Linked DNA regions of Homo sapiens: all the other regions are linked to region 3. A link is a loop called in an ENCODE intact Hi-C map of the cell type or tissue named here. Cell type or tissue: IMR-90. All regions are shown on one strand. Links, peaks and the distances in the headings refer to the core of each region. The heading gives the core; the rest is flanking DNA. Region 1 overlaps ADGRG1 (adhesion G protein-coupled receptor G1). Region 2 has its middle 61 kb from the start of KIFC3. Region 3 overlaps LOC105371291 (a long non-coding RNA gene).

What was found. Hi-C counts contacts between places; a loop is a spot of excess contacts. Peaks named below come from ENCODE experiments on the same cell type or tissue, not always from the same donor. Only the 100,000 strongest peaks of a DNase experiment are listed, where the experiment ranks them.
Region 1: a loop joins it to region 3, with 7 times the contacts of the local background. A loop is called at or near these places in 100 of 110 quality-filtered maps.
Region 2: a loop joins it to region 3, with 3.0 times the contacts of the local background. A loop is called at or near these places in 15 of 110 quality-filtered maps.

What each region holds. Positions count from the first base shown.
Region 1 is chr16:57,646,114-57,654,253 of GRCh38, reverse strand. ADGRG1 (adhesion G protein-coupled receptor G1) reads right to left here. Exons shown (of 14, transcript NM_201525.4): 2 at 3,903-4,001; 3 at 2,632-3,054; 4 at 919-1,051; 5 at 121-268. The coding sequence starts at 3,966. Among named protein-coding and RNA genes, the nearest start is that of ADGRG3, 18 kb to the left of the region's middle. RefSeq lists a silencer at 2,650-3,050. In IMR-90, for the core only: a CTCF peak has its summit at 5,036 (motif pointing right); a DNase peak (open chromatin) is centred at 5,033.
Region 2 is chr16:57,857,963-57,868,690 of GRCh38, reverse strand. It overlaps a transcript of KIFC3 not described here. Among named protein-coding and RNA genes, the nearest start is that of KIFC3, 61 kb to the right of the region's middle. In IMR-90, for the core only: a CTCF peak has its summit at 4,927 (motif pointing right); a DNase peak (open chromatin) is centred at 4,970.
Region 3 is chr16:57,589,306-57,596,594 of GRCh38, reverse strand. All of the region lies in intron 1 of LOC105371291 (a long non-coding RNA gene), which reads left to right. It overlaps LOC107984889 (a long non-coding RNA gene), which reads right to left and starts at 1,240. Exons shown (of 2, transcript XR_001752212.2): 1 at 1,121-1,240. RefSeq lists an enhancer at 3,604-3,683 and a silencer at 6,887-6,956. In IMR-90, for the core only: a CTCF peak has its summit at 5,029 (motif pointing left); DNase peaks (open chromatin) are centred at 5,024, 5,284 and 5,794; H3K27ac peaks cover 521 bases.

The DNA of each region.
Region 1 (8,140 bases), core at 3,141-8,140, 57 kb before region 3:
CTCGGGAGGCCCCAGGGAGAGGCTGCGACGGCACTGAGCTTCAGGGAGTGCTCACAGCCCCCACCTCCATCTGGCCCCGGCCCAACCCGCATCTGCTTCCTGCCCAGGCCTGCCCCTGACCTCCTGCCGGGAGTGGATGTGCAGGTCCTGGAGGCCGGCTGTGGGCTGGAGCTTCCACACCGTGGCGTTGATCCGGTCCTCCTCGAAGGACACCATGTCCCCCATGAATCTCACAGAGGTCAGTTTCGACTCCAGGCTCTGCAACTGCCTGGCAGGGAGGAGAAAGCGGTGGTGATGGTGGGGAGGGGGCCGGGCCACCAGGGAGACTGAGGCAGGAGGACGAGAGACTCAGACAGAGACACAGGGAAGAGGCAGAGGCAGAGGCAGAGGCAGAGAGAGGGGTGGGGTGGGCAAGAGAGAGTGGAGAGCAGACAAAAGAGAAAAGCAGGCATCTGCGTGTGGGAGAGAAAGAATGAGCTGGGGTAGGGTCAGACAGAGGAGGCCAGGACCTGGGAGCCAAGGGAAAGGAGAGCAATGGTGTGGTGGGGGCTGTCCTGGGACTCAGCACCATGGGTTTGGGCCCAGCTCCGCCTGTGCCAACCTACTCTGTGGCCTTGGAGCGGCTCTGCCGTCTCTGAGCCTTGGTCTGCTGGGCTGTACTGTGGACCACCCATCCTTTCTTTATGAGGGGGAGGAGGGCTTGGGATGGTGGATGTGATGTTGGTTACTGACTCAGACAGGAGAGGGCTCAGCCTGGGGGGCATGTGTTGACTCCCAGAAGGCAGAAAGAGAAATCAAAGAAGCATTCCAGTCCCAGGGAAGGCCTCGCAGTAGCCCCTACTCCAGGTCCCACCCTGCCCAGGTCCAGATCTCTGATGCCTTCCTGCCTCCCCTCACAGCCCCAGGTGCCAAACTTACTGGCTGGCGGGGGCAGCCGAGGGCCTCCTTGAGGCCTTCTGGGGATGCTTCAGGAACTGGCTGAGCAGCTGGAGGTCCCTTTTGAGCTCGCACATGTCCACCGAGGCATTGTGAGCGGCCGTGTGGGGAGGACCTGGGGGAGGGGTGGACAGGCCCCCGCCGAGGCTGCCGATTCAGGTCCCAGGACCCTCCCATTCTGCCCCCTACCACCCTGACATGACTCTGAATGCCTCGATCTTTACTTTACAAAGGGGAAACTGAGGCTTCAAGAAGCAGAGTGGACTCTGCCAAGGCCACTCAGATGAGGCCAACCCGTGGGGGTTGTGTCTTACAGAACCCGCCAGCAATGCCAGCCCCAGCGGGATGGGGTGGGATGTGCCTTGCTCAGCACCCTCCGCAGACACCTTCGGCTACACACACGGAGCAGAGAGGGCCCAGCCAGGCCTCCTTAGGAGGGATGTGCGGGGCTTGGTGGTGGTTCCTGGGACTCCACACCCACCAGCCTCCCTGACTCCAGGCTCGGGCCCCTCTGCCCAGGTAGCGTGGGCGGCCTACTAAGGCGGCCGACTAAGGTGTCTCCAGGGATTAGCTGGGACTCAGATGAGGAAGACAAACAGTGGGGGTTGGAGGGTATACTTTCTGTGCCACTGAGGAAGGCAGGCCCTGGGTAGCTCCATCTTTTGAATGCATAACCGAGAAAGCCTGGGTTTTAGGTGATTTGAAATCCCTGGTCCATGTTTTTTAAAAACCCTCTACAGGCCAAACAAGACCAAGTTCAGTCTGGTCTTCAGAATGCCAATTTGCAACTAGGATCAACTTTGCCCTAAATCCTCCCAGGTTGCGGGGCAGAATCCCAGCCTGGGGTGTGGGGAACCCCCCACCACTGACGGGCCTGGGCCTGCCTGTTGCACTGGACATAATCATTAGCCTGTTACACTGACACAATCAAAGTGCTGTGCCCCCCACCCCTGAAAGCCCTGCCTCAAACTTGAGGTGCTGGAAAGACATGAAAACCCCCCAGTAAACCTTCAAGCTCCTTCTGATGCTCCTCCCTTCCTGGCCACCATTCAGCATTTAATGGTGCTGAATGGCAGTGGCCACATGTACCTGTCACACTCAAGGGGGAAGATGCAGCTTCTGGACCTCAGAGTCAACCCCACTGCTTTCCTGACCTTTGACCTCTCATACTCCGCCCCTCACCCCTACCCCACTCCAATCAGCTGCTGGGTTCAAATCCTGGCTCTCCCATTGGCTAGCTGTGCAGCTTTGGGCATCCTCTCTGTGCCCCAGTTTCCTCCTCTGTGAAAGGAAATAAACAGTCTACACTGATGCTGAGGAAGAATTCTTCCTGGGGCTCTTGATCTTCAGTCCCTTTCCAGTCTCTGCTCTCTCACCCTATTCAGACCTCATCCTCCTTCACCAAGACCTTCTCTGCAGCCTCAGGACGGGCCCTTGCCCTTCCATCCTCACCCCTGCCTGCCCACAAAGTAACCATCAAGGGACAGTGGGGCCGAGCGCAGTGGTTCATGCCTGTAATCCTAGCACTTGGATTACACTCCTCCCCTCCTCAGACACCTTCACTGGCTCCCCAGTGCCTGTGAGCAAAGCCCAGTCTTCATGATCTGATATTGTGAGCCCAGTCCACTTTGCATTTTGCCTTCCCTGCCTCTAGACCACTGCCCAGTTGTTCCCTCCGCCTGGAAGTTGCCTTACTGTGGAAGGAGAAGGTGAAGCTGGCGGCACTGGGCAGGCTGATGTTCTGAGGGCTCCACCAGGAGGTGACAGAAGTGGCTAACAGCGGGGGGCCCTGAGCCAGGCTCTCCTCCTGGTGCTGGAAGCAGAGGAGGCTAGAGGCTTTGTCACTCAGCAAGAAGTCACGCTTGCCATAGAGAAGATGTAATCTCCCAGCATGTCGGTTCCAGTAGAGGCAGAAGTGGTAGAGGCCCCTGGGGTCAGGGAAGGATCGGGAAGCAGGGTGGGCTGCAGGGAAAGGGGCATGGACTGTGAGGGCCTCTTCGGAGTTCTCGATGGAGATGCGCAGGTCTGGTGTGGGTTTGTAGTGGAGGCTGCTCCTGTGTGTCTGGTTCCGCTGGCTGCAGAAGCGAAAGTCTTCCCTGTGGCCCCTGCCGTGGGCACCTGAGGAGGCAGAGGCTGCAGATGGGACCCCGTGGCAGGGGCTGACCAGAGGCATGGAAGGGGACAGGACCTAGGCTGAGTACATGTGAACCTGGAGCCTGAGATTCACACACATTCCAAGGGTCTACAAAAATGTGTTAGTCTTTCCCACTCAAAACTTATCAGCATCAAACTATAAAAAGAGGAAACTGAGGCCGGGCGCGGTGGCTCACGCCTGTAATCCCAGCACTTTGGGAGGCTGAGGCGGGCGGATCACGAGGTCAGGAGATCGAGACCATCCCGGCTAAAACGGTGAAACCCCGTCTCTACTAAAAATACAAAAAATTAGCCGGGCATAGTGGCGGGCGCCTGTAGTCCCAGCTACTTGGGAGGCTGAGGCAGGAGAATGGCGTGAACCCGGGAGGCGGAGCTTGCAGTGAGCCGAGATCCCGCCACTGCACTCCAGCCTGGGCGACAGAGCAAGACTCCGTCTCAAAAAAAAAAAAAAAAAGAGGAAACTGAAAACGAATAGTAATTTCAAGGGGAAAACATATTTTTAACAGCAATGAAGTATTTAATGAGGCCATGGCTGACATAGACGGTTGTGCAGGTGGTACACTGCACAAGAATGCTCTGGCTGCAGAGGTGAGTGGGGCCAGTACCCCATCCATATTCCATACCCTAAGCTGTGCACTGCAGGGCTGCACCTGCCAGAAGGAAGGAGTGTCTTTTGCTTTTCTCCAAGGTACCCTCCACTAGCCGAGCTGTAACTGCCTAAAGGAGTTAGCATGTGTGCTGGCAGCCACCCTAGGCACAGGGGCATTTTAACGTAAGTTCCAACAGCCCAGGGCACCCCTGGGAAGACCTGCCTTGGACCAGGAAGAGCAGACTCAGCAGGAACAGTGTCGTCTGCAGCAGCGACTGGGGAGTCATTTTCCTCCGACGGAGTCACTCTTGGAAGTCACCACCTGGAAGAGACCAGGAGTGTTAGCTGGGAGTGTGGACTGTGTGGTGGTTGGGCTGGCCCTGCAGAAGAGGAGGCCAGTGTGGCATGGATGTGGGAGGTGAGGTGGGGAAGCAAGTGTGGAAAAAGCCCATGGACCTCCCCAGAGCGGCCAGAGGCCGCTCCCCAAGAGGCAGTGAGGCCAGGCGTGGTGACTTATGTCTGTAATCCCAGCGCTTTGGGAGGCTGAGAAAGGAGGATCGCTTGAGCACAGGAATTCAGACCAGCCTGGGCAACACAGTGAGACCCTATCTCTACAATAAATAAACAAAATTAGCCAGGCATGGCGGTGTATGCCTGTGGTCCCAGCTACTAGGGAGGCTGAGGTGGAAGGATCACTTGAGCCCAGGAGGTCGAGGCTGCAGTGAGCTATAACTGCGCCACTGCACTCCAGCCTGGGTGACAGAGTGAGACCCTGCTTTAAAAAAAAAAAGGCGGGGGAGTGGCTGTCCAGAGTCCAGCTGAGTTCCAGTCTCAGTTCCACCTTTTGCCCGCTGCAGGACCTTGTGTAAGTCACTCAAAATCGGGCTAATCGTAGTACCTCCCTCCTGAACCCAGAGTGACGGGATTATCTTATCTAGAATCTGGCATGAGGGTTCTACCTGGAACCGTCACCACCTTGCCCCTCCAGGCCCGGAGGGAACACAGAAAAAAGGGGGCTCCCAGAGTTCTCCCCAGCTACCTCCCTATCATCATTCCTGAGACCTAGCTCAGAGGACACCTCCTCCAGGAAGCCCTCCTCAACTCCCTCCAGAGTCAGTCCCAGCCTCCTTTGGTTCACACCACTGGCCAAAGCCCCTCCCCACCCCCAGTAGCCTCCTCCAGGTAGTGGGAGACGTGCATTCCCTCCTCCTTGGTCAGCCAGGGAGCACCTGATCCATCTCTGTGGGCAGGCCCTGGCTGTACAGAGGTTGCTGGATAAAGGCTGTGGGGATGGACAGTGAAGGAACTAAAGGATCAATGCATCCGCGACGCCCTCTACAGGAGCCAGAGGGGAAGGGCGCTTCCTATCATGACCGCCAGGGGGAGCCAGTACCCAGGGTCCAGAGCATCTGGAACAGCAAAGGGACCACGGTTTCTGCTGGGGACAAGGACTCGGTATTGCCCCGCCCTGGCAAGGATGGAGCAAATCTGACCCCCTAAGCTCTCTATTAGCTGAGCGGCTACTATCTGCCAGCCTCTGTGTTGACCCATCCCACCCCTGCATCTGCATTGATTCCCACTCCAACCCTCTGAAGTGGGCACTGCTGTTGACCCATTGCACAGATGGAGAACCTGAGGCCCATGGAGTTAAATGACTTGCCCAAAAATGCTCCCGAGGCCAGGGGCTTTCCCTGCCTGGTCAGGACTATAGTGCCTGGCAGGGAACCTGTGGCCCTGGCACTTGTAGACTTGCCAGAAGGCTTGGCCCTCCCTATGGCCAGCCGGCCCTGTGGCAGAGCTGGGTGCTCACAGACACAGACAGAACCTCATCCTGCGTGGCGCGGCAGCTGGCCACAGTGACAGAGGCAGTCATCGGCCACAAGCCGGAGAACACACGTGGAGTCTGAGTTTAAGAGAAACCAAGGAGGACTTTCAGGAAGAGGTGGCTTTTGAACCAAATCATTGAGAGCAGCATTAAAAGAAGGGGTGTCCCAGGCAGGAGCTCAATGTCTCCTTCCTGGGCCAGTCCTCCCTCAAATAAACCTGGCCCCTTCGACTGAGAGCCAGTTCCCTGCGTCCCACCATGTGGAATGGAACCCCAATTTCTCAGGCCTTGTCAGTTCAGTCGTAGGTCAAATAGGCACATCATCTTGCCCTGGTGGCATCACAGAGCCCTTTGAGAAGAAGGATGTGAAAGTGTTTTAGGGAAGGGCACCATTTCCCAGGTTGTGATTTGTAAGCATTTTGATTCCTTTTGAAACTGCCTCCTGCCACCTCTGACCACTGGAAGGAAACCCAACATCCGGGGACAGGGACATGTCCCTTCCGGACCCCCTCTTTCCTTCTGTTTCCTGTCAGTCTCTGTTGCTGTCCCCCTCTGATTGTCAGTTCAAATGCCACTTCCTCCAAGCAGCCCCTCACTGCTACCACCACTCCCTACCTGTAAACTCGAAGCTGACAAATCATTTGGAGAATTTGGATCCAAGGCCCAAAGAGGGCCAGTGACCTCCTGAGGTCACATAGCAAGCAAGGAAGGAACTGGCCAGAATCCATGCATCTCCCTGGCTTACTGACCTTCAAAGTGAGCCTTCACTGTCAGTAGGCATGGCTGAAGGACAAAGCAGAACCACCGTGTCACTTCAGCCCTCCTGGATTGGCCCTTGAGAGTAAAGGAGGGGAGTACAGGTAGAGAGCTCCCCATCATTGGAAGGAAACAAGTGAAGCGACAACATGGGGTTCCACGGAAGAAATCCAGACACACACAAGGGACCAACTGTCCCTGCCACTTCCTGAGTCATCCCCACTCCACCTCAGCTGTTTGAACAACTACTCCAAGGTGGACAGCCCTGGCTCCATTAACATGCTTGAGGCTTGAGGGGAGGGGCTGGCTGGCTTCCTTTAACCCATGGGGTAGACTCTAGAGCCAGACTGCCTGGGTTCAAATCCTGACTCCCTCACTAGCTGTGTGTCCTTGGGCTAGTTACTCACCTTCTCTGGGCCTCGCTTTCCTCACTAGTAAAGAAGAATAAAGAAGTCAACCTCACTCAAAGGTCATTGTGAGAATTAAATGAATTGATACCTGTAAACGGCTTAGAGGCAGGTGCCATCAGTCTCAGCTAAGTATCTCTGTACTTTCTAAACAGCTCATGCCTGCCCCTAACTCAGCCCCCTGGGCCTGTCACAGGCCCCTCCTCCCTGTTTCCCCCTCTTCCCGTACGGCCCCCAGCAACCAGCTCACCCACCAGAGCACCTTGAGGGGAAATTCTTAGAGCATGAAGCTTCCTTTCCGGGAGAGTGCAATGGAAGGTTAAACCCCACCCAGAAAACTTCCCTCCTCCAGAAGCCCGTTGGGACAGGAGAGCTGGGCTGGGGACAAGAAAGTTGCCACACAGATTGGGCAGGGGGACACTGTCACGCTTGTCCACTTAGCGCCCCTCCTTCATCCCTGCCTATGCCACCCCTCCAGGTCTGCCCCACGCACACACACCTGCCACCTGCCCACCCACCCACCCAGGCGCCAGGGATGTAGCATGAGTCTCCGCACAGACCCCTGGGACCTGACCTGTCTCTGCCTCTGGAGCCGCAGATCCCCAGCGCTACAGGGCCTCAGCCATCAGGCGCTCAGTACCAACCACGGCCCCACAGGCAAGGGCCCTGCCTCTGCTCACACAGAGCCAGAGGGAGTGGCTGAGCAGGGGGCATTCTAGCAACACCCCCGCAATGATAATGTTAGTGGTGACATCCACGTTATCACACCAAACCCTCAGAACCACCCTGTGATACGGGTCTCACTGCTACCATTTTACAGATGCGGACACTGAGGCTGGGGAAGGCTGTGTGTTCTGAGATCACACGAGCGTGGTGCCAAGTCTCCCCCTCCTTGTAGAGCTGGCATTGATAAAGGCCCCAGAGATGCACATCCTTCCCAACTCCCCGGCTTTAGAATCCCCACAAAGGGAAGGAGAGGAGAATGGAGAGTAGCAGAGAATCCAGCCTGGGATAGAGGGTGCTGGGGCTGAGGCCCAAGGAAGCCCCCACAACCCCCAGCTTCCAGAGCAGCCGCCCTTGACCTCAGACCTTCCGTAAACACACACAGGACAGAACAGGCCAGTCCAGTCTGACACAATGGGGGCCACATCATGGGGTTCCCCAAGGATCCAGCAGAGTGGAAGGTGGCCAGGGTTTGTCTGAGCTGAGACCCCCACCCCACCACCAGCCCATCCCCCGCCCCACCCCCAGGGCTCCAGCTCCAGACCTGGCTCAGCCCTGCCCCTCTGCACGGTGGGCAGTGGGGACCCACGGCTCGCTTTCTCCCGGGGGACCTGAGTCACTTCCGTGTGGAGCCACGAGTCACCGCTGCCCAGGCCAAGCTCCTGGAAAACCCATTTCCTCAGAGGATGGAGGTGGAAGTTGAGTGGACAGGACCTGGACGGCTCTGGGATTAACCCTTCCCGGGCAGGC
Region 2 (10,728 bases), core at 2,879-7,878, 270 kb before region 3:
CTGTACTTGTAGTCCCAGCTACTTGGGAGGCTGAGGTGGGAGGATCACTTGAGCCCAGGAGTTCAAGGGTACAGTGTGTCATGAGCATGCCCATGAACAGCCACTGCACTCCAGCCTGGGCAACATAGTGAAGCCCTGTCTCCAAAAAACAAACAAACAAGCAAACAAACAAAAAACCGAAGTACACAACTTTTTTTTTGAGACGGAGTTTCACTCTCGTTGCCCAGGCTGGAGTGCAATGGCACAATCTCAGCTCACCGCAACCTCTATCTCCCAGGTTCAAGCAATTCTCCTGCCTCAGCCTCCCGAGTAGCTGGGATTACAGGCGTGTGCCACCATGCCCGGCTAATTTTGTATTTTTAGTAGAGACGGGGTTTCCCCATGTTGGTCAGGCTGGTCTCGAATTCCCAACCTCAGGTGATCTGCCTGCCTTGGCCTCCCAAAGTTCTGGGATTACAGGCGTGAGCCACCGTGCCCAGCCATAACTTTAACTTTTAACTAGGGATTCCATGTCTTTGTCTTATTAAAGCAAAATATATATTTTTTAGGCCGGGCGTAGTGGCTCATGCCTGCAATCCCAGCACTTTGCCAGGCCAAGATGGGTGAATTGCTTGAGCCCACAAGTTCGAGACCAGCCTGGGCAACATACTGAGACCCCCATCTCTACTAAAAATACAAAAATTTGAGCCAGGCATGGTGGCGGGCACCTGTAATCCCAGTTACTTGAGAAGCTGAGGCAGGAGAATCGATTGAACCCGGGAGGTGGAGGTTGCAGTGAGCCGAGATCACGCCACTGCACTCCAGCCTGGGCAACATAGTAAGACCCTGTCTCTATAAAAAAAAGTACAAGCAAAATTTGCTACCAAAGTTCACAACTTTAACTTTTAACTAGGGTTTCCATGTCTTTGTCTTATTAAAGCAAATTTTTTAAAAAGCAAAATGTTTTTATTTGAGGACTTTTTTTTTTCCTTCTCAAACAATTCTTATTGTAAGCCTTTCTCTCCAGGCAGAAAAAATAATGTTGTTTGTATTGACCTATACATTGACTTAAATGGTTAAGTAGCAGTTAAGCTGACAGGAATGAAAAATAGAAAAAAAAAAAAGTCTATCATATGAAGCACATTATTTGAACAAAAGAAATTATTTCTACTGCATTAAATAATCCAATTACCTGCTTTCATGTTACTTGCCTTCTTATTAACAAAACCCAAAATGAAATACTAGGCACATCTGGGAGGCACACAAAGCTCATAAAACAGAAGTGCTTGGACAACCAGGATAAGAGGTGACATTTTCTAGGCTGAGCCTTTGTTGGTGTGGTATCACCTCATCGAGTTGGCAGGTCCATTAATCAAGGGACACTAGCATCCAGCCAGCTGAAAAGATGGGCCTGAACTGCTGAGTATTCATTACAGGAAAAATAACTCTTATAAAAACCTCTAGGCAGAGAAGACTTATCAACAAAAAACGAGGTAATGACTACGGCATCTGTGGATGTACAGAATTTACAAATGGAATTTCAGGATGAAATGGGGAAGTGGCGGGGGCCGGGGGGGAAGGAGAGCACATTTACACTTCAATGAGTGTGAGTTCAGAAGGTAATTTTTCACATTAATGTAATATACTTTAAATCACGAGGCATGAAATGAATTGCAGGTGTTTTAAATTTGCCAAGGTTTTATTATGAAGCTGATGGCTTTGCGCTGGGCTAATGGATCATCTCCTGAAGTACTTTGGTTACCTATGTAAGCATTATTATAATTAAAAATTATTATTTGTTTAAAGTTTGTTTTTTGGCCAAGTGCGGTGGCTCATGCCTGTAATCCCAACACTTTGGGAAGCTAAGGCGGGCAGATTGCTTGAGCCCACAAGTTTGAGACCAGCCTGGGCAACACATACTGAGACTCCATCTCTACAAAACATACAAAAATTAGCCAGGCTTGTTGACACACGCCTGTAGTCCCAGCTACTCAGGAGGCTGAGCTAGGAGGATATCTTGAGCCCTTGAGCCTGGGAGGTGAAGGCTGTAGTGAGCTGCGATCACAAGACTACTCTCCAGCCTGCATAACAGAGTAAATCCCTGTCTCAAAAAAAAAAAAAAAAAAAAAAAAAAAAGTTTGTCTTTCAACTCTGTATGTTTGAAATGCTTTTGGATTTTTCAGATAAAATTGAGTTTATCCAAATGAAACGTATCATCCTTTATGTAACTGCATCAGCCATAAAAGAAATACGTCTGTAAGCTTACAGGTTGAGGCATATAGTTAATAGCAGGCAAAATAGAAAAATCAGGCACAGACCTGTCTCATGAGTCCATCACCCATAACTCCCTACATTCTTTTATGTTTGTTAGTGTCTGAAACGCACCTGCCCAGCGAGTCATCGTTTTCCTTCAAAGCAGTCTCCAAAACCCAACCATTGGATTCCAACTCCAGGCAAAAAAAACGCTGACTTGCTTTTTCCCTCTGCAGTTTCTTCCTTTTTCAAACACTTCTAGGTTATAAATGTGCCAAGAGGGAAGTCACCTGGAGGTGCTGTGTGTTATCAGACCTCGTTTTCCTTTTGTCATGTGCACATTCTTGTCAGTACAAGTGGCCTTATTTTGGGTTTGGAAAATATGGCACTGCAGTGAAATGGTCCAGTTTCAGATTTGTACTCTCTGTGTTCTTGGGGTTATGCAATAATCATTACTGTGTATATAATGTATCAGTCAATAAATGGTTACACAGGTTCCATTAGACTCCAAATGGATGAGTAAGAACAGGTTTATAAGGTAATGTACATGCAGACATAGGTTATTACGACTTGCAAATGTAATTATGCATTACAATGGAATCTCACTTTAGAAATGGCCTAAATGTAGGACTGATTTCACTTGCTCCCCACTCACAGGCCCTTATTTTATTATTATGATTATTTGAGATGGAGTCTTGCTCTGTCGCTCAGGCTGGAGTGCGATGGCATGATATTGGCTCGCTGCAACCTCTGCCTCCCGGGTTCAAGCAATTCTCCTGTCTCAGCCTCCTTAGTAGCTGGGACAACAGGCACGTGCCACCCATGCCCAGCTAATTTTTGTATTTTTAGTAGAGATGGGGTTTCATCATATTGGTCAGTCTGGTCTCGAACTCCTGACCTCAGGTGACCCACCCACCTCAGCCTCCCAAAGTGCTGGGATTACAGGCGTGAGCCACCGCACCCAGCCTATTTTATTATTATTATTTTGAGATAGTATCTTATTCTGTCACCCAGGCTGGAGTGCAATGGTGCAATCATAGCTCACTGCAGCCTCACCCTCCTGCGCTGAAGCGATCTTCCCACCTTAGCCTTCTGAGAAGCTGGAACTACAGGTGCACACCACCATGCCTGGCTAATTAAAAAAAAAATTATAGAAATGTGGTCTTGCTTTGTTGTCCAGGCTGGTCTCAAACTCCTGGCTTCAAGCGATCCTCCCACCTGAGCCTCTCAAAGTTCTGGGATTACAGGCGTGAGCCACCATAGCTGGCCTAAAGGCCCTTATTGCTCAAAGTATCTATAAAGTACCTACCCCTTTACATGTGTGCTTTGTCCAGAAGATGGTCTCAGGACAGCCCTGGGGACAGATTTTAGCAAAATCTCAACATAGTTTTCTGTTACTCAATGCTCAATTGTTTCTTTATCTTTTGTCATTTGTTCAGTCGATTTGTTTATTCTTGTTTTTTGGCAACTAGAAAGTCATTTAGCAAACAAATACTAGGTTAATAAAAATGTGTAGGTCAGTAGGTTTTAAAGAAAAGAATGTAGACACTAGTATTTTGTTATTGTTTCGCTGCTTCTCTCAGAATTATCCTTATTTCCTATAGTGTTAATTAGTCATATTTTGGTCTTATCACACTCCAATAAAGGTAAAGAGGTTGGGCTTGGGGCTCACACCTGTAATCCCAGTACTTTCGGAGGCCAAGGTGGGAGAATCACTTGAGCCCAGGAGTTCAAGACCAGCCTGGGCAAAAACATAGTGAGACCTCCCCGGCCCCAATCTCTACTGGAATTTTTTTTTTTGAGACAGAGTCTCGCTCTGTCACCCAGGCTGGAGTACAGTGGTGCGATCTCGGCTCACTGCAACCTCCATTTCCCGGGGTAAGATTCTCCTACCTCAGCCTCCTGAGTAGGTGGGATTACAGGCACGCACCACCATGCCCAGCTAATTTTTGTATTTTTAGTAGAGACGGGGTTTCACCATGCTGGCCAGGCTGGTCTCAAACTCCTGACCTTGTGATCCACCCACCTTGGCCTCCCAAAGTGCTGAGATTTACAGGCGTGAGCCACTGTGCCTAGCTGAAAAATTTAAAATTAGCTGGGCATGGTGGTACATCCCCGTAGTCCTTGCTACTCAGGAGGCTGAGGTGGGAGAATCGCCTGAGCCCAGGGATTCGAGGTTGCGGTGAGCCGTGATCATGCCACTGCACTCCAGCCTGGGCCACAGAGCAAGACCCTGTCTCAGATAAATAAATAAATAAATAAATAAATAAATAGTAAGGAAGAAACTTGAAAATACATATATATTCTTAATAAATACTTAATTTGTGGTTTTATTGAGTTATTGGAGTCCCATGCCATAGGCCCTTCAAAAGTACATGTCCTCCCAAGAAAAATATTTAATTACAGTAACAAGCAGTAAATTGATAAAAGAACAAGAGGGCCAGGGTACACAGGAATTGTTTTATTGCCTTTTCCATGTCTCAGGCATTCTATAATTGTCTACTTCATCCATGTTCTGAAGCTAATTATTTATTCCATCCCCAGGATAAAGTTAGGTCTCTTGGTTTAACTTTGTATTTGCAGGTTTGACCTAATTCCTTGCCGGCTCATAATATAATTAAAGTTGGCATTTCCTTCTCTTATCCGCCCTCCCCACTCCCCGGCTTTCCCTCCCCGCTGTGTGCCTGTTTATCACTAGATGGTGCTAAGACTTGGGTTATAGCTGCCAGAGACTCTGGGAAAGTTGTTCAGGAGCCAAGCAGGCTGGAATTTGAGAACTGGAAGATGCCTTCAGAGCTCATCCGGACAGCACTTTTGTTTTACAAATGAGGAAACAGAAACTCAGTGAAAATAAGTAATTTGTCAGAGACCCAGAGATCTCTCCCCTCCTTTTTTTTTTCTCTTTCTTATCTGTTAATAGCTTCCAGTGTTACCTCATCACCCAGGAAGGAGCACAGCTCAGAGAGCAACAAGGTCAGAGTTGCTTTGCAGAAAGCACTTTGGCAGCTGCATGGTACCATTCATTGATTCATTTATTCATTCCAAAAGCAGTTATTGGGTACCTACTTTTTGCTTTGCATAGTGCTAGACGTTGGGAATAAAAATCAGATGAGAATTCCTAGGATTCTAGGAATTCACATTCTCTTAGGAAATACAGAAATGCAAAAAAAAAAAAAAAAAAAAAAAAGAAAGAAAGAAAAAGAAAAACAAACAAACAAACAAAAAAAACAAAAATCACCCCCTAAATCAAAGATGCTATAATAGACGTGATTATAGGACACTCTGGTCACTTGGAGGAGTTTGCAGCCAGCTGCATTCATAATTCAAAGGGAAGATTTTGGTGAGCTAACATTGGAGGCTGAAGCGCATATCGGATCTTGTAGGCAGAGGAATGGGAGGGAGGGCAGTCCAGGCAGACAGCATCATGGGTGAAGGCTTGGAGAGCTGGTGAGGCTTGGTGGAGACAGCAGCTGATTGTGGCTGATGACCAAAGGGCAGGGTCAAAGGGGCAGGTGGTAATCTGGGAAGGAGGGGACGGACTTCATCCGAGGTGTCATGTTCAGGAATTTGTACTTTATCCTGAAGGCTACAGGACAACCCAGTAAAACGTATTGCTCGGAAAATGGCACAGATGGAGTTTCTTTTCAGGAAGAACACTCTGACAGCTGCATGGAAGCCCAGACACCAGGAAACCCTCAGATTGGAGGCTGGTGTCCCGGAGCAGTGCAAGGTAAGGGCCTGGCTGGGTTGGGGCAGTGGGAATGGGAGGAGGAGGCCTGTTGGAGAGAAATTTCAGAAGCAGGACTGACAACATCTTTTTGAAAAACAGTGATTGGGATTGTAGCTAATATTCTTAGAAGATGGTTACCACTCTGGTATTTGAATTACTTATAAAACATTGAAGGGATGAAATTTTAATTGAATACACATATTACTTGAATACAATTTTTGAAATTATTTTTAAAATACAACTTAATGGCAGTATAGTAATCCTCCCTTATCCACAGTTTTGCTTTCTGAGGTTTCAGTAACCCTCGGTCAACCAAGGTCCAAAAATATTAAATGGAAAATTCCAGAAATAAACAATTCATGAATTCTAAGTTGCACGATGTTCTAAGTAGCTTGATGAAATCTCAGCCAGGCAAGGTGGCTCACACCTATAATCCCAGCACTTTGAGAGGCTGAGGCGGGAGGATCACTTGAGCTCAAGAGTTTGAGACCAGCCTGGGAAAGACCCTGTCTGTACTAAAAAAAAAAAAAAAAAAGCCAGATGTAGTGGTAAGCACCTGTAGCCCCAGCTACTCAGGACAGAAAATTAAATAATAATAATAATAAGGACGTCAAAAAGCTCCCAGGGAGTAGCAGGTAAGCCCAGCTGCCAGAATTCGCTTCCAGAAGCTCATCCTTGTTCTTTGATGATCTATACATATGACTAGCCAGTACTTCCACTCCTTCAGCTTGAAAATATTTTACCTGTTGGAAAGATTATTATTATTACTATTATTATTTTGAGGCAGAGTTTCACTTTGTTGCCCAGGCTGGAGTGCAGTGGCACAATCTTGGCTCACTGCAAACTCCGCCTCCCAGGTTCAAGTGATTCTCGTGCCACAGCCTCCCAAGTAGCTGGGATTACAGGTGCACACCATCACGCCCGGCTAATTTTTGTATTTTTAGTAGAGACAGGGTTTTGTTAGGCTGGTCTTGAACTCCTGGCCTCAAGTGATCCACCAGCCTTGGCCTCCCAAAATGCTGGGATTACAGGTGTGAGCTACCGCGCCTGGCCTAGGAAAGATTATTTTGATCACATGGCTCCCTTTTGCCCTTCTGGCCCCCAGTACCATGGTGCAAATTGTTTTATGATCGACCCCTGGGAAAGTGGACGCTGGGTCCACGGTCCTTCCTGCCACCTGCAATACATCCTTGGGAACATCCAGACCAGCCATGTGCCCTGATCAGCTTTGTTTCATTTATGAGATTGATAATTAACAAATTAATTATCTAAGGTTGTGCAGTGAGAGAAGGAAAGACATTGAGATAGAAAGTTAATAGTGTCAGAGATGTCCTAACCAGAGTGACTCCATCTTGAATAAAGGCTGGGTAAAGCCAATCCTGCTGGGTAGCATTCCCCATTTCCAGGGGGTTGGTACTGTTGGTCACAAGATATTTATGGCTGAGGGGATGAGTTAATGATGCTAACTTACCAAATAAAGACCCAGAACTTATGGAAACGTCCCAATATTTCAAGAACAAAATGCATTCTTAGTTTAAGAATAGGTTTTGCTTTAAAGATAATAGTACACATATAAATTCTTGTGGAAATCAGTAGTAGCATAGGAAAATAACAATACTAATAGCCCGTCACAAGCTGATCAAAAGTCTTTGTAATGAAGTATGCTATTCTTAACAACCTATATAAGCAAGCACTATGTTTAAGGTGAGGCATTCTTGGCCAGGCATGGTGGCTCATGCCTGTAATCCCAGCACTTTGGGAGGCTGAGATGGATGGATCTCTTCAGCTCAGGAGTTGAAGACCAGCCTGGCCAACATGAAAAAACCCTGTCTTTACAAAAGATATAAAAATTAGCCAGGCGTGGTGGTATGTACCTCTAGCTCAGCTGCTTGGGAGGCTAAAGTGGAAGGATCAATGGAGCCTGGGAGGTTGAGACTATAGTAAGCCATGATAGTGCCACTGTACTCCAGCCTGGGTGACAGAGGGAGATATTGTATCTAAATAAATAAATAAATAAAAAGTTTAAAGTAGGGGCATTCCTCCTCTTGCTTTCTGAGGAAGCCCTACTCCGTAATAGTCTCTAACAAACTATCTTAACTTCGCTATACTCTGCAACTTGCCCTGAATTCTTTCCCAAGAAAGTGAGATCTAAGAGCCCACTCTTGGGGTCTGGGACAAGACCCATTTTCTGGTAACAGCAATGGTAATGAATGAACATATGTAAGTTAATTATCATTTGGATGTCCAGTTTGATTTTCTTATTTTAAATTTTTTTGAGACAGAGTTTCACTCCTGTTGCCCAGGCTGGAGTGCAATGCATGATCTTTGGCTCACTGCAACCTCCTCTTCCCAAGTTCAAGTGATTCTCCTGCCTTAGCCTCCTGAGTAGCTGGGATTACAGGCATGTGCCACCATGCCCAGCTAATTTTGTATTTTTAGTAGAGACGGGGTTTCACCATGTTGGTCAGGCTGGTCTTGAACTCCTGACTTCAGGTTATCCACCTGCTTCGGCCTCCCGAAGTGCTGGGATTACAGGCGTGAGCCAGAGCCCCAGTTTGATTTTCTAAATTGTACTCTGCCTTTATAGAATTTCCTAGGGAGGAATTAAGGGAGCTTCACCTGCCCCACTTGTTTTTATTTTATTTTATTTTATTTTATTTTATTTTATTTTATTTTATTTTATTTTATTTTATTTTATTTTATTTTTGAGACAGAGTCTCACTCTGTTGCCCAGGCTGGAGTGCAGTGGCACGATCTCAACTCTCTGTAACCTCTGCCTCCTGGGTTCAAGCCATCTTTCCTCCTCAGCCTCCTGAATAGCTGGGACTACAGGCATGCGCCACCACACCTGGCTAATTTTTGTATTTTTAGTAGAGACAAGGTTTCACCATGTTGGCCAGGCTGGTCTCAAACTCCTGCCCTCAAGTGGTCTGCCCGCCTCAGCCTCCCGAAGTGCTGGGATTACAAGTGAGTCACTGCACCCTGCCTTGATTTTATTTTAAATGTTTGTGGGGAATGTGGGGATGAAACTAACAGTTCCCTTTGTAGTGACCTACACAGTTGCCCTCCCACTGTAACTGGTGTATGACTTCGGCGGGTGTGGGAGGAGTGTTGCTTGTGGGAAATTTCTAAGGCTGATGTAGACAACATAATCTTAGGGTCTGTAGCAGCTCAGCAGGAATGAATGAGCCCCCTGCTGGAGTTTCTGAGAGCTTCGTGAAAACAGCTATAATTAGTATCTCCTTAGTGAGACTCTTTTGACGCTTTAACTAAAGTCATTCATTCCATTTTAACTGCATGAAGCAAGTGCTGGAGGAAGGAGGGTGAGGAACGTAGCCTTATCTTAAGTCTAGAAGTGGAAGCAGACAAAATACTCAAGCTGAGAATATAGATTAGTAAACTCCTTATTTTTGGTGTGTGTCTTTAGCGTAGACATTTCTGGAAAGGCTTGTGTCTCCTCTTTGTGATCAGGCACAATATTATCTTTGCTGCCCATCACAGTATAAAGTTGTAGAGTAGTAATGGCTTCAAGGAAATCTCTAATCCTCCAGAATAGAAACTGTTCAAATACTTTCTGAAATAAAGAGGTGGATATGGTCCTATGTATTATATTAAGATAAGAACAAGGTAAAGTAAAAGTGTCTGTTTGCCTTTTTTGTTATAAAACCAAAGAATACGTCACAGAATATTTTTCCATGCATTTGTCTGTCTTCATATACATAGCAATTAAATTTGTTTTGTGAATTCAATTATGTATTTTCTTTTCTTTTTTTTATTTTTTGAGACAGTCTTGCTCTGTTGCCCAGGTTGGAAAGCAGTGGTGTGATCTCAGCTCACTGCGGCATTGATTTCCCCAGTTCAAGCTATTCTCGTGCCTCAGCCTCCGGAGTAGCTGAGATTACAGGCACGTGCCACCACGCTCAGCTAATCTTTTTTGTACTTTTAGTAGAAACAGTGTTTTACCGTGTTGGCCAGGCTGGTCTTGACCTCCTGACCTCAAGTGATCCGTCCACCTCAGCCTCCCAAAGTGCTGGGATGACAGGTGTGAGCCACTGCACCCGGCCTCAATTATGTAAATTTAAATTTGTTAAGGGAGGGGATGGTTAAAAAAAAAGCTATGTTTGTGAATTGGTGAGATATAGAAAGTTAATGACATGCAATTATACACCTGGAGCAGAACTCCAGAGAAAGACAATGCTGGCTGTCATGATGTGCACTGACTGTCATGAGGTGCACTTTAATTTTCTATAAATGGTTCACGGACCTTATATTGGATATCTTTCTGCTATTACTGAAATGAGACAGGAAGGAAAAATCAAAACAAAACAAAAAGCAAAAATAAAACAAAAAACTAAAATTGGCTTCAGCTATTTCTGTGTTCCGGGGAAGGGAAGGCTTCTTCTCCTAGGGGCGAAGTGCTCTGCGCCCGGGAAGACATATAATGGACATTTGGATTGCAATGAGGCTCTGAGACTAAAAGAAGCTAAATTTCTTTGCTCATTCAGTATCAGGAAAGCTAAAAAAAGAAAGCTATTGCAGCACTATTCATAGTAGCAAAGACTTGGAAACAACCCAAATGCCCATCAATGATAGACTGGATAAAGAAAATGTGGGGCCAGGCGCGGTGGCTCACGCCTGTAATCCCAGCACTTTTGGAGGCCGAGGCAGGTGGATCACAAGGTCAGGAGATCGAGACCAGCCTGGCCAACGTGGTGAAACTCCATCTCTACTAAAAATACAAAAATTAGTCGGGTGGGGTGGCATGT
Region 3 (7,289 bases), core at 2,290-7,289:
ATGAACTTTATCATTCACGGATGATATGACGAGTATATGAAAAATGCAAAGCGATCCACAGATAAACTATTATATTCAATGAGAGAGTTTAGCGAGGTTGCTGAATACAAAAATCAATATTAAAACTTCATTGTGAGGCCAGACATAGTGGCTCATATCTGCAGTCTCAGCACTTTGGGAGGCTGAGGCAGGTGGATCACTTGAAGCCAGGAGTTCAAGACCAGCCTGGCCAGCATGGTGAAACAGCATCTCTACTAAAAATACAAAAATTAGCTGAGCATGGTGGCATGTGCCTGTAATCCCAACTACTCAGGAGGCTGAGGCACAAGAATCACTTGAACCTGGGAGGCAGAGGTTGCAGTAAGTCAAGATGGCACCACTGCACTCCAGCCTGGGCAACAGAGTGAGACTGCATCTCAAAAAAAAATAACAATTATGTAAAATTATATAGTAGCCATAAGAATCAGGAAATGAAGATTTTTAAAAAATCACTGCAATAGGCAGCCTCTAAGGAAGTCTCCCAGTGAACCCTACCTCCTGGTATTCACACCTTTGGGTAATCTCATCTTCTTGTATGGGCTGGATTTAGTGCCTCACTTCTAATGAATAGAATATGGCAGAAATAATGGGATGTCTCTTCTGATATTAGGTTATAAAGAGTGTGGCTTCCATCTTGAATACTATCTCTCTCTCTCTCTCTCTCTCTGATACTATCTCTCTCTCTCAGATCACTTGCTCTGGGTGAAGCTAGCTGCCATGTCATGAGGCAGCCCTGTGGATCACCTCCACAGTCAGGCCCTCAGATGAGACCTCAGCCCTGTCCTCCAACTTGACTGAAACCTCATAAGAGACCTTGAGCCATTGCCACTTAGCTAGGCTACCCCTGGATTCCTGGCCCACAAAAATGGGGAGATAAATTTTGTTGTTTTAGCCACTGAGTGTTGGAGTGATTTGTTACATGGCCATGATAACTAATATGACCATCATTTATAATACTTCAAAATATATCAAGTACTGAGAAATAAATCTAACTAGAAATGTGCAAAACCCAGATAAAATTCTAAAACTTAATTGAGAACTAATTTAAGACATGCAGAAATATACAAGATAGGGCACTCACCAGCAGTCTAATACACATGTGGCTGCCTGGTTTATGACAGAGGTGACATTTCTGAATATTGAAGGAAGAGTTGACTTTTCAATAAATGGTGCTAGAACAGTTGGGTATCCCTACGGGAAAAAAAATGAAATTTGACCCTAGCACATACCAGTTACCAAAATCAATTAAAGACCTAAGGGTGAAAAGCTATTAAACTTCCAAGCCATAACATAAACTTTGGAGCAGGGAAGGATTTCTGAAAAAAAAAAAAAAAACACAAAAAAACACTAACCAGAAGTAAGAGTTTAATCAATTAGAATATATTAAACTAAAGAATGTCTGTTTGTCAAAAGACGGCAGGGAAAAAAAAGTGAAAAAGAAAACTCATAGAATGGGAGAATATATTGACAATAATATAACTGACAAAGGAATACTATTCAGAATACATAAATAGCTCCTACAAATCGACAAGGAAGAAATGAAGAGTGAGCCTGAGACAAGGACTTGGGTACAGGCAGTATATCTAGAAGGTCATGCCAGCAGCAGAGTTGGTGGGGGAGGGAGGTAGAAACCCAGTTCACGGGCATTGTCAAGGTCACTGCTGTAGGTACTGAAGACTGGGTTCCTTTGGGACCTCCAAGACCCCTGAGAGTTCCAGGGTTGTTTCCATGAAGGTCAGGAGGCTGGGGCATTTCTCCACCATTCCAGGCTTTCCCACATGGTTGGATGAGTCCCTGGGTAGAATGTGGAAAGACTGGCTTTCTGGCAGTGGGAGGCTCCATGACATGGAGGCTGAAATCAGAGTGATGCTGGCCCCAGATGTGTCTGCTATAGAGCCAAATGACCCAATAAGAAGCTGGAAAAGCATTTGAATAGGCACTTCAAAAGAGGAAATCCAACTGGCCGATAAATACATGCCATGGAAATACAACTTAAAATAACAATGAGCCATCACGACCCACCCATGAGATTTCCCCAAATTAGCCATACGGAGTGTGGCTCTGTGGAACACTTAGGAGGGGGTGGAGGATGGCTAGGAGGGGTTGTAAATTTGTTCAACCACTTTAGAAAGCAGGCATTATCTAGTAACATTGAAGATGCTCATGACCTGTGGTTCAGACAGTCCACTTCCAGATACATAGCCTGCAGAAGTACATGCATATTTGTACCGCTACTCACCTATAAGAATGCTTATAGTAGCATTGTTGGTAACAGCCTTAACCTGCAAACATCCCAACATCCACCAGGAAATTAATGGATTAATAAATCATAGTATGTTCACATATTGGAATAGTATACAGCATTGAAAAGGAACAAACTACTTCTACATACAGCAATGCAGATGAATCTTACAAACATAACATTGAGTAAAAGAAGGTGGGTTTCATTCATGTAATCTTCCAAAATAAGCAAAACTAAAACTGTATTGTTTTAAAACTAAAACTAAAGAGCTAAAACTGTATTGTTTAAAACTGTACAGGTGGTAAAACCATAAATAAAAGTGAGAGAGAGATTCCTCTAAGTGTCGGGATAACGTTTCCCTCTCCAGCACAGTGAGGTTGTGATGGAGGATTGGCGGTGGGGGTTTCTGGGGTGGTGGCAATGTTCTCTTTCTTTACCAGGGTTGTAGTTACACAGGGATTTGCTTTATCATTTTTGTTAAACTATGGGCATATCCTGTGTATTCTCCATTTTTTAATGCTTAAATGTTTACCATTTTTTAATGCTTAAAAATAAATAACTAGGCCAGGCATGGTGGTTCACACATATAATCCTTATGCTTTTGGAGGCTGCAGCAGGAGGGTCACTTGAAGCCAGGAGTTCAAGACCACCCTAGGCAATGAAGCAAGACCCCCATCTCTACAGAAAAATTTAAAAATAGCTGGGCATTGTGGTGCACACCGGTAGTTGCAGCTACTCAGGAGGTTGAGATGGGAAGATCACTTGAGCCAAGGAGTTTGAGGCTGCAGTGAGCTTTGATTGTGCCACTGCATTCCAGCCTAGGCAACAGAGTAGATCCTGTCTCTGAAAATCCACCAATCTATCAATCAAACCGAGCCACACACATCACCAATTCTCTTCCCTCCGTTGGGTTCCCCATCTTAGTTACAGACAGGCCACCCCAACTACCCAAGAGTCCAAGACATCAGCCTTGATGATGCTCCAACCTCACCCTCACCCTCACCTGACCTGCAGTGTGGGTTCTACCTCCCAGCACCTCCCAGAGCCTCGCCCCTCCCTTTATTCCTGCTGGCAGCATGACCCAGGTGTGGTGGCTCATCATCACCTGCTGCTGATGCCCAAGCACAATCTAGGACAGCTACTCCTCCCTGGATGCCACTCCAACCTGCCTCCACCCCCTGCCAGAGTGATCTTCTTGAAACACCACTTGGATCAGGAACTCCCCTGGTCAAAGAGCTTCAGTATCTCCCTACTTCCCGAGCACCATAATTGGCTCTTCCTTATTTTTCTGGTTTCTCTCCAGCTCCTCCCACCGCCACTCTGCTCACCAAGCCCACTCTCCTGCATTCTCTCTCTACCCCCACCACACCCAACCCCAAGCCTGTGCCACTTCCCCTCCCTTTTCTCCTGCCTAACCCTGTTCAACACTGTGGTCTTGGTGTAGAAGTCACCTCCCACAGGAAACCCTCCTGCCCTGCACCACCCGGGCCAGGCTGGGTGACACCTCTCTCCCCACTCTAACATCTGCTAGCGGAAGCAGCCAAGCCCACAGGCTCCAGGCACTCCAGAGAGGTCTGTGTTCTTGCAGCCTGGGTTCCTGGGTAAGGGAACAAATGCAGGGCCTGTCTGAGACCAGAGGCTCCCACTGTGCCAGGCACAGCCTGAAAGCAGGTCTGGCGTGCTTCTGAGAAGCAGGCTTCTCAGCCTTAGCAAAGCTTTCCCTGGACCAAGCCTGGAGGGTGTAGAGAACCACGTTGAGACCACGGAGTCTAACCCCAGGCCCTTCCCCCGTTTTCCTTCCAGGAGCAAGCAACCTAAGCCACCCAGATTTTTGTTTAACCCAATGGCCTTCTCCATAAAGGACGAGTTGAATTTCCTACCCATGCAGGGGATGAGAGGCCTTGGAGTCTAATGTGACATAAAAATTAATATGACATTTTTGCACCTCCGAGCTTGACCACACACATCTCATTATGTTATCACTGCCTGATACTTCTCCACTCCCCAGCAAATGGTGAGCCAAAGGTGGGGGAGTGAAGTGGCAGAAACGGGAACTGGGTCTCCTTCCTTCATAGGGTACCCTGGAGCTGAGCAAGTCCTGGCTCAACAGAAGGTCTCACTGCATGTTGGATAGACAGAGAGTAGATGGACAGGTGTTTGAACATTGGATGGATGGATGGATGGATGGATGGATGGATGGATGAATGGATGGATGAAGAGAAGAGCCCACAGACATTAGAATGGACAGATGAGTGGATGAAGGAGGAAGGAAGGATGGATGGATGGAGGGATGGATGGATAGATGGACAGATGGACACGCAGACATTAGAATGGATAGATGGACGGATGAATGGATGGAGGCTGGACGGATGGATGACGGGTGGAGGACAATGGACAGATGGATAGTCAGATGAATGGCTGGATGAAGGAACAGATGAGTGGATAGATGAGGAAATAGAAGATAAAGCGATAATGGATGGATGGGCAGACAAAAGAATGAACAGATAAATGGATGAATGGACAAAAGTATAAATGGATGGGTGAATGTTAGAACAACAGACAGCCCAACAGATGGATGGACACACTTACCAATGTTCTTCTTTAACAGGACTGGGAAAGTCAAGCCAGGGCCTCAGACCTGCTCTTGTTGGAAATGCTCCACCTCATAGATGGCAGGGATGTCATCGCCACCCACAGGCGCTAGGATGAGGGAAGAAGGCAGAAGTGGCCAGCCCTGACCCCTGGTGGTTGCTATGGGAATGATCACCCCAGAGCCTGGCTTGGCTGCGGGAAGCTGGAAAGGGTGGGACATTCCAGCACACTCTGATCTTCTGTCATCCAGGCAGGCTCCCATCAAAACGTTCTTGGACACAGTTTGCCACATCTATAGTGTGCTAGGCACCAAACCAGGAGTTTTCTTACACTCTGAGGGCCTAGTCTTGGCCAAGCCCTGCTAGAGAGAGCTGCTGGGGCCACTGTGGACAGGTGACTCATACGGCATACATTTATGCATTGCTTGTCACGCCAGGCTGCGAGCCAGCCCACTCACTCCTTTCTCATCAGCCTTTGAAGTAACACCCAGGACAACCCCCATTTGACAGGTGAGAATACAGAGCCTCAGAGAGGCCAAGAGGCTTGCATGGGGCTGTAGCAAGTGAGGGGCAGAACCCAGGCTGTCAGGGAATCTCCCCCTCACCCTGCCCACCCTTAACGACCTTGCTCCCTGCCTCCCCGCCAGACCCTGTGGGGAGGAAAATTGAGGTTGATGTTCTAAGCATGCCGGCCTCAGCATGAACACACACACAGCCCCTCCCACCTCAGATATCCCTGTCCAGTAGGGTCACTCCCAACCTCTCATGGTTCTGGTGGGGAAGCAGAGCCTGGTGTGATCTCGGCTCCAGCACTGAGTAGCTGTATGACCCTGGGCGAGCCACTTAACCTGTCTGTGCTTCAGCTCCTCATGCGTGTTCCCAGTATGATACTAAACACAGGGCTGGTGTCAACATTCAATGAGCAAAAATATTTAGAGAGCATCTGACTCACCGGGAGTGTTTCCTCTTATCATTGCTAGGGAGGAAATGGGCTTGGAGAAGAAAAAGCCTGAATATGGAAGACATAGCAGTTTCCCCCACGCTGTTTCATCATTTTTCAAAAATACGGTGGTATCATCACTCTTCTTAGAAACAGTGCCCCCTCCTTTGCCTGCAAACAAAATCCAAATTCCTGAGTCTCCCCTACCCTTCCCTACCTCCCCTCCCCAGAGGCATCCTGAATTTTGTATGTGCCCTTTACAGCTCTGTCTGTATAGTTCAGTGCAGTATAAATGTTTAGATATGTATTACTTACTTTTTCTTGGCATTAAACCATTATTAAAAAGGTATGGGCTGGGCACGGTGGCTCACGCCTGTAATCCCAGCACTTTGGGAGGCCGAAGTGGGCAGATCAACTTGAGGCCAGGAGTTTGAGACCAGCCCGGCTAACATGGTAAAAATCAGTCTCTACTAAAAATACAAAAAATTAGCCAGGTATGGTGGCACACGCCTATAACCCCAGCTACTTGGGAGGCTGAGGCAGGAGAATTGCCTGAGCCTGGAATACAGAGGTTGCAGTGAGCCAAGATTGCACCCCTGTGCTCCAGCCTGGGTGTGACAGGGCAAGACACTGTCTCCAAAAAAAAAAAAAAATGGTATTGACCAAGTGTGGTGGCTCATGCCTGTAATCTCAGCCTGGGCAACATAGTGAGACCCCCATCTCTACAAAAAAAAAAAAAAAAAAAAGCTGGGTGTGGTGGTGTGCTTGTAGTCCCAGCTACTCCAGAGGCTCAGGCGGGAGGATCACATGGCCTCCATGGTAAAATCCCATCTCTACTAAAAATACAAAAATTAGCTGAGCATGGTGGTGAGCACCTGTAGTCCCAGCTATTCGGGAAGCTGAAGCAGAAGAATTGCTTGAACCCAGGAGGTGGAGGTTGCAATGAGCCAAGGTCACACCACTGGAATCCAGCCTGGGCAATAGAGTAAGAGTCTGCCTCAAAAAAAAAAAAAAAAAGTAAAATAAATAAGTAAATTTTTTAAAGGTATGAAACTGTAGTCGCTGGAACTTTTTTTTTTTTTTTTATCAGCATTTATGTGTCTTAGCTTTGCCCACGCTGTGGCCGGTAGCTGCGGTCCATTTGCTTTCAGAGGTTTAGAATGCTGTGTTCTGTGACGATACCACAAGGCCACTCTCCTATCAAGGGGAAGTCGGGCTGTTTCTGTGATTACTAACAACGCTGTTATGAACATTCTCAGGTGCATCTCTAGGAACACTGCAAGGCTTCCCCTTAGATATAATTGGGAGGTAGATTTGCCAGAGCATAGGTGTGCCAGTGTGCCTCTATACCAGTGATCCCCAACCTTTTGGGCACCAGGGACTGGTTTCATGGAAGACAATTTTTCCACAGATTCGGGGGGCAGAGTGGGGAATGGTTTCAGGATGAAACTGTTCTGCCTCAGATCATCAGGCATTA